Linked DNA regions of Homo sapiens: region 2 is linked to region 1. The links are chromatin contacts, found by Hi-C or POLR2A ChIA-PET in ENCODE. All regions are on one chromosome and are shown on one strand. Each heading gives the region's core, a stretch centred on a gene start or an enhancer-like site at or near the end of the contact. The rest is flanking DNA. Distances are from core to core; before and after follow the strand shown.

Region 1 (7,112 bases), core at 2,949-5,448:
AGGTTAGGACTTACATTTGTGAATTTTTGAGGGGACACATTTCAGCCCCTAACAGCGGCCAAGACTGTTGTGATTTTGGCCAAGTAACTTTATAGTTTGCAGGATGTGAAGCTGAAGTGTATAAGGTATAGATGGAGCCTGGTCACTGTATTGTGAAGAGATTTTTTGTTTTAATTTTATTTTAGGCTGGATGTTTGTTTCAGATATAATTGTACTTTTTTTTTTCTCGTTTTCTTCATTCTTGACCTTTATTTCTGAAACACCATTGGTACTTGATCATTCAAGGAAAAGTTAAAAGCCCCTTTTCAGAACCCGTTTTACTGAACAAATTTGTAAATGGAAAGATTATTTCCCCATCCTCTATGAGGTCTTAAATGAAGGATTGATATTTTTCTGTAGCTTTAACGTGTGAATTATTCCAAAGAGTGTAAGTAACAATACTTTTTTTGCATTTGACTTCAGTCATTTTCCTCATATTTGTAGAGTAAATATCCTTGATGTGTCTTTTGATTAGTGCTTTGTATCCAGGTACTCTCCACCCAGCTTCAACAGTCATCAACTTTTTGTTGTTTCATCTGCTGTCCCTTAAAAATTTTTTTGCAGTGGGCCAGGCACGATGGCTCACGCCTGTAATCCCAGCACCTTGGGAGGCCAAGGCCGGTGGATCACCTGAGGTCAGGAGTTTGAGACTAGCCTGACCAACATGGCAAAACCCCGGCTCTATTAAAAAGACAAAAATTAGCTGGAAGTGGTGGAGTGCACTTATAGTCCCAGCTACTTGGGAGGCAGAGGTAGGAGAATTGCTTGAACCTGGGAGGCGGAGGTTACAGTGAGCTGGGATCACGCCACTGCACTCCTGCCTGGGCAATACAGTGAGACTCCGTCTCAAAAAAAAATTTTTTTTTTTAATAGATTAAGCCCATTATTCTTTAATTGAGATAAAAGTCGCATAACAGAGAATTCACTGTTGTAGCCATTTTAAAGTGTATAATTCAGTGGGATTTGGTAAATTCAGTTTTTTGCAGCCACCATCTCTGTCAGGTTGCAAGACATTTTCATCATCCCAAAAGGAAATTCTATTTTAATTAAGCAGTCATTCTCCATTCCTCTCATTCCCCAGCCCGTGGCAAACACTAATCTTTTAGCTTTTTGTCGCTGTATATTAGCATGTTCTGGATTTTTCATATAAACATAATCACACAATATGTGACTTTTTGTGGCTGACTTCTTTCACTTAGCATAATTTTTTTTTTTCTTTTTTTTTGAGACGGAGTCTCACTCTGTCGCCCAGGCTGGAGTGCAGTGGCGGAATCTCTGCTCACTGCAAGCTCCGCCTCCCGGGTTCACGCCATTCTCCTGCCTCAGCCTCCCGAGTAGCCGGGACTACAGGCGCCCGCCACCACGCCTGGCTAATTTTTTTGTATTTTTAGTAGAGACGGGGTTTCACCATGTTAGCCGGGATGGTCTCGATCTCCTGACCTTGTGATCCGCCAGCCTGGGCCTCCCAAAGTGCTGGGATTACAGGCGTGAGCCGCCGCGCCTGGCAGCATAATGGTTTTGATATTCATGTTGTATTTATATCAACTTAATTTCTTTTTTGCAGCTGAATATTTAAATCCCTTTTGACTTGTGAAAAAATCTATTCTCATTTTATAGTAATAGAAACTATACTGTTAGAATAATTTTATTCTAATATAATTAGGTATTTGATTTGGAAGTCATAATTTTAAAATATGCTTTTGGGCCAGGATCTGTGACTCATGCCTGTAATCCCAGCACTTTGGGAAACTGAGGCGGGCGGATCATCCGAGGCCAGAAGTTTGAGACCAGCCTGGCCAACATGGTGAAACCCTGTCTTTACTGAAAATACAAAAATTAGCCAGGCATGGTGGCAGATGCCTGTAATCCCACCTACTCGGGAGGCTGAGGCAGCAGAATTGCTTGAACCCGGGAGGCAGAGGTTGCAGTGAGCCAAGATCATGCCACTGCACTCTAGCCAGGGCAACAGAGTGAGACTCTGTCTTAAAAAAAAAAAAAAAAAAAAAGGCTTTTGGGCTGGGCGTGGTGGCTCATGCCTGTAATCCCAGCACTTTTGGAGACTCAAGCAGGTGGACTGCTTGGGCTCAGGAGTTCAAGACCAGCCTACTAAAATACAAAAAAAATTACCTGGGCATGGTGGCATGCACCTAATGGTCCCAGCTACTCAGGAGGCTGAGGTGGGAGGGTTGCTTAAGCGTGGGAGGCAGAGATTGCAGTGAGCCGAGATCGCACCACTGCACTCCAGCCTGGGCAACAGAGCGAGACCCCATCTCAAATAAAAAAATGCTTACCAGAACTGCTTTATTTTAGAATTACTGGCCCAGACATCTGAATTGAAGCTGGTAATTGAAATTGGGGTGCTGAAACTTAATTGGATTCATGGAATAACTGAGTAAACAGTCTTCCACCAGCCTTATTGAATCAACTGCTTAGTTCTTTTCTGCCGTTTAATTCACACACAGCTCTAAGACATAGAATATTTTTCATCTTATTTCAAGTTAATGTTTGCCAAGGACCTTCTGGGATTGCTTCAGAGTGGTGGAAATAACACAGGTTAAATGCATATTTTATTGCACTATTTATTTTTGGTGTGCGAAAGTCAGGATTTCTTTTCCCTCCACCCCTCCTCCTCCTTGTTGTTATTATTATTCAAATTTAATGGTCTTAGGAGGGACCAACGTGACAAGGCTGAATGAAGTACTACCAAGAATATTTCATCAAAAGGAAATCATAAATTTTTTCAGGCTCATTATTTAGTGTCTAGAGAGTGAGATAAGGCAGTTTTAAGAATACAGACAAATAATGGTGGCCACAATCTTTTCTGGTTTTGAAACAAAAGCAATTGTGGAAATGTTTGTAACTTCTCTCCTTTATTGTATTTGTAATAGTTTTTAATTTTATTCTTTTATTTTATTTTTGGAGACAGGGTCTTGTTCTGTCACCCAGGTTGGAGTGCAGTGGTGCTATCATGGTTCACTGCATCTTTGACTTCCCAGGCTCAAGTGATCCTCCCACCTCAGTCTCCTGAGTAGTTGGGACTACAGGTGCGCACCAGCACACTGGGCTAATTAAAACAATTTTTTTTTTTTTTTTTTGTAGAGATGGAGTCTCACTATGTGCACAGGCTGGTGTTGAACTTTTGGCCTCAAGTGCAGTCCTCCTGCTTGGCCCCCCAAAGTGCTGGGATAACAGATGTGAGCCACCATGCCTGGCCTGATTTTTAAAATGTGCTTAAAATTTATTTTAAAATCATGCATATTTGTATTATTGGCATGTAAGTTTAAATGTAGAGCATTGAAGCTGAAAAACTATAAGGTCTTAACATTTTCCTCTTCAGATATAAACTTAATGTTACCTTTGTAAATATGTAAATAACACATACTGAGAAATAAGTTTCTGTGGTACTTTGCTCCTGAAATTTGGGCATACGTACTTTTTTTGTTCATTATAGATATGAAATAAGGTAGTTTATTCCTCTTTCTACACTAGTCCTGGGAAATTTAAAAGAACAAAAGTCAAATTTTAAAGAGCATTTAATGACTTGTATAAAATGGAGTCTTAATAAACATGAAAATAATTAGTTTTATAATCAAACATCTAAGTGGAATTTTTTTTTTTAAGACAGTCTTGCCTTGTCGCCCAGGCTGGAGTGCAGTGAGGTGATTTTGGCCCACTGCAACCTCTCCCTCCCGGGTTCAAACGATTCTCCTGCCTCAGCCTCCTGAGTAGCTGGGATTACAGGAGACTGCCACCACGCCCAGCTAATTTTTTTGTATTTTTAGTAGAGACGGGGTTTCACCATGTTGGCCAGGCTGGTCTTGAACTCCTGACCTCCGGTGATCCGCCCATCTCGGCCTCCCAAAGTGCTGGGATTACAGGCATGAGCCACTGCGCCCAGCTGTGAAATTTTAATTTTAAAAATGTAAGGCCAGGCTTGGTGGCTCATGCCTGTAATCCCAGCACTTTAGGAGGCCAAAGTGTGAGGATCTCTTGAGCCCAAGAGTCTGAGACCAGACTGGGCAACACAGTTAGATATTATCTCTAGGAGAAAAAAAAGAAAAAGTGAACAATTCCCAGTGATCCTACCTTCTTTTATTCCCTAAGCATAAACACGTACCCATCCACTGACTCACACATACACACCCTGCCTCAAGCTGTTATGAATTGTGCTTTTTTTCTTCACGAGGCTGAATTTTACATCAAATGCCTCTTAGCACTTATTCTGTGAATTAGTCTTCCCCTGCCCCCTCCCTCCCTCCCTCCCTCCTTCCTTCTTTCCAACAGGGTCTCTCCCTGTCACTCAGGCTGGAGTGCGGTGGCATGATCATGGCTCAGTGCAACCTCAAAATTCTGGACTCAAGTGATTCTCCTGTCTCAGCCTCCCAAATAGCTAGGACTACAGGTGCATGCCATCATGTCCAGCTAGTGTTTTTATTTTTTGTAGAGATGGGAATCTCACTATGTTCCCCAGCCTGATCTTAAACTCCTGGCCTCAAGCGATCCTTCCGCCTTGACCGTAGTCTTTTTCAGATGTGTAACTGGTCTCTGTCATTGATCTAATATAGTCATGCACCACAAAATGACATTGTGGTCAATGCTGGACCACATATATGATGGTGGTCTCATAAGATTATAATATAGTATTTTTATCATACTTTTCTATGGTGTCTTTTTCTATGTTTAGACACATGAATACTTATTGTGTTACGGTTGCCACCAGCATTCAGTAAAGTAACATGCTGTGCAGGTTTGTAACCTAAGAGCATTAGGCTGTACCGTGTAGCCTACGTGTGTAGTAGGCTGTATATACCATCTAGGTTTGTGTAAGTACAACTCTGTGAAGTTTGTACAGTGATGAAATTGCCTAAGGATGCATCTCTGAGAACATACGCCCGTTGTTAAGTGACTCATGACTGTAGTTCATTGTGTAAGTGGAAATGATGCACGTTAGATAAGGGAAAAGAAATGTAAAAAGTGTTCATTTAAAAATGTTTTCAGGCAGTGTTGCAGTGCTGATATTTGTAGTGAAAGTACTTTTTCCTTATCCTAGTATCCTAGAAGGAAAACATCACCATGGCTACAGAAATTGGTTCTCCTCCTCGTTTTTTCCATATGCCAAGGTTCCAGCACCAGGCACCTCGACAGCTGTTTTATAAGCGACCTGATTTTGCACAACAGCAAGCAATGCAACAGCTTACTTTTGATGGAAAACGAATGAGAAAAGCTGTGAACCGAAAAACCATAGACTACAATCCATCTGTAATTAAGTATTTGGAGGTAAGCCTGATTTATGTGCTTCAGATGACCAAACTTTGGTTATTTATTTATTTATTTATTTATTTATTTATTTATTTATTTATTTTGAGATGGAGTTTCTTTCTTGTTGCCCAGGCCAGAGTGCAGTGGTGTGGTTTTGGCTCACTGCAACCTCTGCCTCCCGGGTTCAAGTGATTCTCCTGCCTCAGCTTCCCAAGTAGCTGGGATTATAGGCACCTGCTACCATGCCCGGCTAATTTTTGTAGTTTTAGTAGAGACGTAATTTCAACCATGTTGGCCAGGCTGGTCTCAAACTCCTAACCTCAGGTGATCCACCTGCCTCAGTCTCCCAAAGTGCTGGGATTACAGGCATGAGCCACTGCGCCCGGCCTGGTTATTTAAAAGAAGATGATTTTCTAGATGTAGTGTAGTAAGTATGTATACCTGTGTTAGTTGAATTAGTGGGACACGGTGGAATTTCAAATTGGCTAATTTAGGAAGAACCTCAAACCACTAATACTTTATAAAATTCTGTGCCTGTATCATCTTCTAAAAAATTATTAAAGTTAGACTCCATTTTAGAAATAGGATTTGCTCTAAAAGTTCACAAATTAGAAGGGAGTACTTTAATCGCTAGGCCAGTCTTAAAACACTTGTTAAACCTGCAGTGTATATGAAATCATAAAAGACTACCAACATAGGAATATTTTTGTGAGACACTGGCTTGGAGAACATGGATTCTCCCACTTCCAAGCCCTGGTGGTAGGTATTTCTTAGAGTCAGGAAAAGGGCTTTACGTTCTTGAGGATTGAACGCCTACTGCAGTCCTACAGGGTAAAAGCAACTTAGATAGTAAGTAAAGGCAAGGCAGGGGTCTACCTGCAGTTTCCCGTTAGAGTTCTTTATTTACTTGTGTTAATGTAGGAATTAGCCTTATTACTAATATTACCTATTAGGTTCATTGGGTTTAGGTCTGGCCTCCTATGAAAATTTGTCTGTTTTTCATTACCTTAGATCTGTGGTTAAAGACCTATTTGCATATTGGGCCTAGTTAATATGTTGCAGGCATACAGGAGAAAGAGATTCAGAGATAAAGACAGATTTTGATTTTTCTGGGAATTTCAATTGGGAAAGTAGGCTAGGAGAGAGTTTGAGAGGAATTAAGACCAAGGGCAAGATATGAGGAATTGTTTTGTGCTGAGGGCTTTGAAGGAATTGGGGATGTCTTTCTACCCTCTCTGCTGTTTCCTTTTCTTAAGGTAGCATCAGGGAGACTGTGTTGGAGTCGACAGTATCTTGGATGAGTGGGTGGGGACTAATATGATAACATGAGGAGGGAAGGTTTTTTTTTTGTTTGTTTGTTTTTTTGAGATGGAATCTCGCTCTGTTGCGCAGGCTGGAGTGCAGTGGCACCATCTCAGCTCACTGCAACCTCCGCCTCCCTGGTTCAAGTGATTTCTGGCTTGTAGTTTTAGTAGAGACAGGGTTTCACCATGTTGGCCAGGCTGGTCTTAAACTCCTGACCTCAGGTGATCTGCCTGCCTCGCCCTCACAAAGTGCTAGGATTACAGGCATGAGGCACCTCGAGGAGGGAAGTTCTAAGCAATGTTAGTAGGATCAGAAGGGAAAGCTCTCTAAGGCACCCACTATTTGTTTTAGAAAATAATATTTTTTAATTCTGTTTATCCATTTTTAATATAGCTTACATTTTGTTAATTTCAAATTGAGTATAATCAGACCATATAGTCATTAATTGATCTATTTATTTATTTATTTATTTATTTATTTATTTAACAGAACAGAATATGGCAAAGAGA
Region 2 (7,503 bases), core at 1,611-4,110, 86 kb before region 1:
GAGGTAGAATTTTTTTTTAAGGTACTCAATTCTGAGGCCCTTAGCGCTTAGCAAAGCTCAAAAACACATGGCTACAGATAAAAACGTGCTATCAGGGTTAGGTAATTTTGAAAACTGACTACCAGCAGCTGGTTAGACGTTTACAGGCTTTGTTAATAACTGATGTGTGTGAAGAGGAATTCGTTTCTTCAAGAGAAATTAATGTTCTAGAGATTACATTCCATAGTACCTGTAATTAAACAGCGTAGAGTTGCCTATGACTGATTTTGGGGGAGAGTGTGATTGGTGATAAAACAACATTTGTAATTTTAGCCATCACTGTTGACTTCTGGAGTGTGAAATAAACCATCTGATCAGAGGTCAGTGGTGCTAATTGTGGGAGTGGGGGTGGGGGAGGTGCTCTACAGCTGCTTTTAGATCAATCTAGGTCTGTAACCTTGGCTTGAATAATCTGACTGAAATACTAAGTGGGCTGGTTGAATGGCTTGACTGAACCAATGCTGTACAAGAATCAGAGTAGCAGCCTGAGGAATGTAATGCAAGTCCTGTCCCTTCTGTGTCTGTTTTCCTCATTAAAATCAAGCTCAGACAAGGATTCAAGGGCCTCTTCCTGCCGCTTATGCATTATTTCTACTCACACAGATTCTGTATGCCCTGGAAAATTGGTGGGGGGAGGACTGCAATTTCGAAACTATTGGAAAACAGAAAAGAGAGGTCTCCAGTTCACCATCAGTCCCTCAAGTTCCTGCTGCCAATCAGACCCCCTCCCCCAGTATGGCTATTCTGTGATCACATCGTGGCTCCCAACCAAAGAAATAACCCAGGGCGGGTGACAGCTAGAATCTTTTCTGGCTGGCAGTCCCACAGGCCTAAGCGCAAATCTTGGTCCTGCCATTTATAAGGCATTTCCTACTTTGTGACAGGACTGTGAATCTCCAAAGTAACCTGACCTTAGAGAAGTCATAGGTAAAAAGTAAAAATAGTAAATGTTTTGCCCAGACCCCAGCACATGGTGCAGTGGCTGGGCAGCTGTGGTTATCTGGCCTGTCACTCAGTGCTGGGTGTACAAGGGAACACCGGCAAGCATCAAACCCTCCGGAACCTTCAGCTTCTCTGAGCACGTGAAAGGGGGCGTGGCCAGCCCTTCAGGTCTGGGCAGGTTCCTTAGAGAAGCAGTGCTGAAGCAAAGAGCATGCCCTGGAGGAGGGAACTTCTCAGGTGGTGGGAGACCACATTGCCGGCACTGCAAGACAGCAAGACGCTGTGGACGAGCCCTCGCAGGAGATCAGGCTGCACAGGCCAGACAGGATTCCCAGGACTGCCTTCTAAAGGTTTTCTTTTTCTTTAGTTTTAAAATTTTTACTTTTTAATTTTTTAAGTCTTTTTAAAAATTATTATTTGAGACAGAGTCTCACTCTGTCGCTGTCGCCCAGGCTGGAATGCAGTGGCGCGATCTCGGCTCACTGCAACCTCCGCCTCAGCCTCCCGAGTAGCTGGGATTAAAGGCGCCCGCCACCACGCCCCGGCTTTTTTTTTTTTTTTTTTTTTCTGTAGAGACGTGATTTCACCATGTTGGCCAGGCTGCTTTCGAACTCCTGACCTCAGGTGATCTGCCCCCCCCACCCCCACCGGCCTCCCAAAGTACTGGGATTACAGGCGTGAGCCCCCGCGCCTGGACTTTGCCTTTTTTTTTTTTTTGGCAGGGTCTCTGTTGCCCAGGCTGGAGTGCAGTGAGGCAATCATAGTTCACTGCATCCCTCAAGCGATCCACCCGCCTCGGCCTCCCCGATCCCTGTGACTACAGGCACGCGCCACAACGCCCGGCTAATTTTTGTATTTTTTAGAGACGAGGTCTCACTATGTTGTCTAGGCTGGTCTTCAACTCCGGAGCTAAAGCGATCCTCCAGCCTCGGCCTCCCAAAGTGCTGGGATTACAGGCGTGAGCCACCGTGCCCGGCACAATTCATTTTTTATTAAATCAACAGAGTTTACAATATGACCATCTAAACATTGTTGACTAATGAGCTAAGATATTGTTGACTAATAAGCTATGATTATTTACCTTATTGTACAACCTTTTGTTTTCTCCAGTGTCGAAAACAGCATCATTTTTTATTTGCTTTTTTTTTTTTTTTAATATATTTTTTGAGACGGAGTCTTACTCTGTCGTCCAGGCTGGTGTGCAGTGGCGCGATCTCAGCTCCCTGCAACTTCCGCCTCCCGGGTTCAAGCGATTCTCCTGCCTCAGCCTCCCCAGTAGCTGGGATCACAAGCGCCCACCACCATGCCCGGCTAATTTTTGTATTTTTAGTAGAGATAGGGTTTCACTATGTTGCCCAGGCTGGTTTCAAACTCCTGACCTCAGGTGATCCCCTCGCCTCGGCCTCCCAAAGTGCTGGGATTACAGGCGTGAGCCACTGCGCCCGGCCGTCATTTGCTTAATTTTCTACGCATCACCCAAATGTTCCAACAGACGTGTGGTAAAAGCCTCTGAATATCATTGTCCGCGTACTCAGAAGTATCAGATAATCCACCACAAATCAATAAAATTTTAGAAGTTTAAGTCGGTGAAGGAAATTGGACCCGGTACTTTCGGAGCCGGCTGCCCTGCTCTCCATCAGCAGGCGTTCCTGCATCTCATCTGACCTCCTCCGTCCAGAAAGGCGTAGGGACCTGCCCCAGGACGTCTGCGCGGCGAGGAGCATGGGAGAAGAGAGGGAGTGCAGGGCGCCCCTCGGTGGCGGGGAGCCTCCAGGACCTCACCAACCGGTCCCCTCGCTGCGCCCCGTCCGGCTCGCACTCCCGGCCCCGCCCACCCCTCGGGGCCCCTCCCGAGACCACGCCCCTTCCGCGGCCGTTGCTCCGCGCTTCTGCTTCCGGCGGCGCTGGTGGTGGCGCGCGGCGCGGCGCGGCGATGGCGGCGGGTGGCAGCGATCCGCGGGCTGGCGACGTAGAGGAGGACGCCTCACAGCTCATCTTTCCTAAAGGTTGGGCTCGGGGCTGCCAGACTCCCCCGCGCCACTTCGCGTGGTCGCCGCAGGCCTGGCGTTATGCGCGCTTCGCCCAAGGCCCTGCCTCAGCGGCGGCTTGGGCAAGCCCCAGCGCGGCGTGGGGCTGGGGAGGGAACATGGCCTTGGGAGGGACCATGGCCTTGGGAGGGACCGCCTGGGCAACTGGGTTATTTTATGTGATAAACTGCGAAGTTCCGGGGACCTGTGTCAAAGATAAACAAAGCCGGACACTCAGGTGGTAAGGACAGATTTTTAAACAGTAATATACTGTTGCACTAGGGAAAAGAGCCCAGCGTGAACCGAACTCAACTTCGATTAGTACAGAACCTCTGGGCGTTTTAACGGAGAATTAGGGAATAAGGATGTGGTGAGCGGGAGCTCGGGGGAGTCGGGGAAGTGAGAAATGTAAAAAAGCGGGAAGAGGAGGATTGGTCCGTGTGAACGCAGCTTGGTTTGTTGACTGGCGCACCTGTCGAAGTTAGGCCCCTACCCTCCCACAGAGGCAGAGAGACAGAGTCCTATCTTCAGCTGTTGGCTGGAACAAATTATTTTGGCAGCCTTGAGTTTTCTCACGCACGCACTTTAAGTGGTTGGGGAGGGTATTCCTAGGGATGAGGTCTTCAGCTCAAAAACTTGAAAATGTATACAGCTGTCTTACACTTTATTGATTTATTGATTTATTGATTGAGATAGGGTCTCGCCCTCTTGTTGAGGCTGGAGTATAGTGGCATGATCAGAGCCCACTGCAACCTCAACCTCTCAACCGCTCAAGCTATCCTCCCACCTCAGCCTCCCAAGTAGCTGAGACCACAGATGCACGCCCCCATACCTGGCCCATTAAAAAAATTTTTTTCGTAAAGACAGGGTCTCACTATGTCGCCCAGGCTGGTCTCAAACTCCTGGGCTTAAGTTAATCACGGCACCTGACCTATCTTATTCTTTTATTCATTCATTCATTTACTTATTTAGAGACAGAGTCTCACTCTGTTGCCCAGGCTGGGGTGCAGTGGTACGAACTCGGCTCACTGCAACCTCCGTCTCCTGGGCTCAAGTGATTATCCTGCCTCAGCCTCCCGAGTAGCTGGGATTACAGGTGCCCACCACCACACCCGGCTAATTTTTGTATTTTCAGTAGAGCTGGGGTTTCACCATGTTGGCCAGCCTGTTCTCGAACTCGTGACCTCAGGTGATCCACCCAGCTCGGCCTCCCAGAGTGCTGGGATTACTGATGTGAGCCATTGCCTGGCAAAATAATAAATTTAAAATTAAAACGGAAATACTACCCTCTAAGAAATAAAAAATATAAAAATGAAAAAATGTTTATTATGTGTTTTTTGTATTTTATGGTTTAATACGTTAGAACTTACTATTTTAGTTGTTAATTTATTTTTTTTAATTTTTTTTTTAATTTTATTTTGAGATAGGGTTTCACTCTGTCACCCAGGCTGGAGTGCAGTGATGTGATCTCGGCTCACTGCAACCTACCCCTCCTAGTTTCAAGCCATCCTGCCTCAGCCTCCCAAGTAGCTGGGACTACAGGCGCCTGCCACCATGCCCAGCTAATTTTTGTGTTTTTAGTAGGGACGGTGTTTCACCATGTTGGCCAGGCTGGTCTCGAACTCCTGACCTCAAGTGATCCACCCACCTTGGCCTCCCAGTGCTGAGATTACAGGTGTGAGCCACCTCACCCTGCCTTTTTTTTTTTTTTTTTTTGAGACGGGATCTCATTCTGCTACCTAGGTTGGAGTGCAGTGGTGTGATCACAGCTCACTGCAGCCTCAACCTTCCCTAGGCTCAGGTTATCCTCTCACCTCACTTCAGCCTCTGGAATACTTGGGACTACAAGTGCAGGCCACCACTCCTGGCTAATTTTTGTATTTTTTTGTGGAGACAAGGTTTCACCATGTGGCCCAGGCTGGTCTTGAACTCCTGGGCTCAGGTAATCTGCCCGCCTCGACCACCCAAAGTGTTAGAAAGTATAGGTGTGAGCCACTGCACCTGGCCTATTAATGGTCGTAATGACGTATCCTCGGTAAAATTTCCAGATGACATACAGCCAAGGAGTTGTTTTTCCTTTTTTAGCAACAGAGATTAATTATGGCCATTGTTCTTAAAATATTTGCACAAGAGAAAATAACAGGCAGATCCCCTGATCTATTTCCTTTTGTTTCTAAATAAATTGTGTGTGTGTGTGTGTGTGTATGTGCGCGCGTGTGCGCGCCTTCACTTGAAAATGTTCCTTGGGATTAGCCATGGGGAGAAGTCTTGGATCCCTCCTCTCCATAGTTACACAAAAGTGTCTGAACTGCCTCCCCCATCCCCATTTTGTTGATGCTGAATCCTGGGAATGCCTCCCAAAAGCTCTGTGGTAGGTCTCAGACACCACTTTCCTAGGCACTCTGAGTTACAGTTTGGCTGCCTCGACCTTCCTTGGTTGAAGGGAGTGAGGGTAATGTATTAGTAGTACTTGGGTATTGTTCTTAATGAGAAATAGGGACAGTTGACCAGTTTCCTGGTGTCCTAAAAGTTCCATTCCTTTCCATTTAACAAGTAATTTGGTTTAGTGCAGAAAGGGACCATCTCTCTTTTTTTTTTTTTTTTTTTTTTTTGAGACGGAGTTTCACTGTTGTTGCCTTAGGCTGGAGTGCAGTGGCACAATCTCGGCTCACTGCAACCTCCACCTCCCGGGTTCAAGCAATTCTCCTGCCTCGGCCTCCTGAGTAGGTGGGAGTACAGTCATGTGCCACCACTCCCGACTAATTTTTGTATTTTTAGTAGAGATGGGGTTTCACCATGTTAGGCTGGTCTCGAACTCCTGACCTCAGGTGATTCACCTGCCTTGGCCTCCCAAAGTGTTGGGATTACAGGCGTGAGCCACTGCGCTTAGCCTGGGAGGCATCTCTTAACATTGATTTTTCCAGGACCTGTAAAAGCATCAAAGTTCCAACAAACAGATTTGTAACTGATTAGCTGCTGCTTCCCTTTTTTTTTTTTTTTTTTTTGGCCTGATGTCATTTGTTACTGTCACTTCAGAGTTTGGAGGTTCTGCAGTCCTGATACATAATGCCTTTTCCTCTACTCATTGCTGTGAGGCAGTAGTTTCTTCTGTACCTACACTGCCTCAGTGTTAAGGATTAAAAGAGGTAACTTTCCTGGTATACAAATAGGCTCTCACTGTAGTAAATCCCCTGTTATAGGCTAGAAGACTGAAAAAGAAGGTGTTCTGAGGTTTTCGTTTAAACTCTCCTGCCCTCAGGTAGAAAACAGTTTTTGGTTACCTATTTTTTAATTTATATTTTAATTTTATTTCAATAGTGCTCCAACTGTATTGGCAGCCTATTCTATTTAGTAGCAATGAGTACCTTTCAAATAAAAATACAGTTTCCTCCTGACCCACCACTTAAAACTATCTGTGTTGTAAAAGGAAAATGAAGCTCTTGTCAGTTACCTGGCTTGAGAAATGGGAAGGCATTACTCTGAGGGAGGTGTTAGTGATTTCCCTGATAGTAAACAGACCCATAGCACATCTAAATGTGAAATTGCAAGTCGTTTTGGCTTTTCCTCACTGTTGCTTCCTCTTCAGTGTGGGGTTATAAACATGAATTCATGTTTATGAATGGTTCCTACTCTAAGGGAACTCACTGTTAAGAGAAAGGCAGATAAAAACTATCTCTAATACTTTGAGATAAACATTAGGAACATAAGATCCTGCAGGAACGTAAGGGAGAGAATGATTTTCCCAAGGGTAACAGCATTTTTTAACAGAACTATTGTAGAAATGTAGAAGGTCGCCGTATATTATGAAAAGGGGCCATGGGTTTCTTTTTCTCTCAAACCTAATTCTTAAAAATTGCTTATAACATTTGTGTGTGCACAAAAATAGATTTTGGGGTACATTATATTTATTTCCAGACACTTGGCCCTATTTAACATGTAACAATTCTTAAAATTGAGAGTATAATACTAGCATTATGGAAGTAGGAAGATGATGAGCTGATGCCGGCTAGAGGGAAGGAATTGTCAGTGTACTCTTGAAATCAGTAACTAGTCTATGTGTCATTACTTAGTAGCATGTCTAGGTCAGGTTTTTGGTGTCAGAATCTAGCTCAGACAAGCTAAATGTTAGTGTCTCGTGAACTCCACTGTGCCTTGTGGTATGTAACTGTGCCTTGTGGTATGTAACTGTGGGTGAACTTAAAGATGTGGAGTAGCTGCAGGCATAAAAAGGAAGGAGATCCCAGCCTGGGCAGTGTGGTGAAACCCCCATCTCTACCAACAACACACAGGGTGTGGTGGCGTGTGCCTGCAGTCCAGCTACCTGGGAGGCCGAGATGGGGATGGGGCATCACCTGAGCTCAGGGAGGTCAAGGCTGCAGTGAATTGTATTCATGCCACTACACTCCAGCCTGGGTGACAGATTGAGACTCTGTCTCAAAAAAAAAAATAAAAGAACGAAATCATATCTTTTGCAGCAACATGGATGGAGCTGGAG

What was found. Hi-C counts contacts between places; a loop is a spot of excess contacts on that map. ChIA-PET counts read pairs that join two places held with the same protein, here RNA polymerase II (POLR2A). Pooled maps may share reads with other maps.
Region 2: a map of mammary epithelial cell shows a loop between it and region 1 (7-fold over the local background). The contact joins the promoter of POLR2D here to the enhancer-like site in region 1. A Hi-C loop is called at or near these places in 4 of 168 maps with a recorded cell type or tissue (MCF 10A, PC-3, PC-9 and 1 more) and 3 of 50 pooled maps. POLR2A ChIA-PET finds 5 or more read pairs at or near these places in 17 of 52 experiments (AG04450, Caco-2, GM12878 and 12 more).

Annotation. Positions count from the first base shown.
Region 1 is chr2:127,768,982-127,776,093 of GRCh38, reverse strand. It overlaps WDR33 (WD repeat domain 33), which reads left to right. Exons shown (of 22, transcript NM_018383.5): 2 at 5,090-5,316; 3 at 7,093-7,112. The coding sequence starts at 5,113. Among named protein-coding and RNA genes, the nearest start is that of WDR33, 39 kb to the left of the region's middle. RefSeq lists a silencer at 4,833-5,033. Within about 2 kb of position 4,198, at least 4 of the 41 ENCODE cell types and tissues checked have a DNase peak (open chromatin) inside an H3K27ac peak, as active enhancers do; they include PC-3, PC-9, endothelial cell of umbilical vein and 1 more, where a contact is called at or near this core.
Region 2 is chr2:127,853,512-127,861,014 of GRCh38, reverse strand. POLR2D (RNA polymerase II subunit D) reads left to right here and starts at 2,860. Exons shown (of 4, transcript NM_004805.4): 1 at 2,860-2,987. The coding sequence starts at 2,915. It also overlaps the pseudogene LOC107985803. RefSeq lists a silencer at 2,716-3,025 and an enhancer at 3,256-3,425.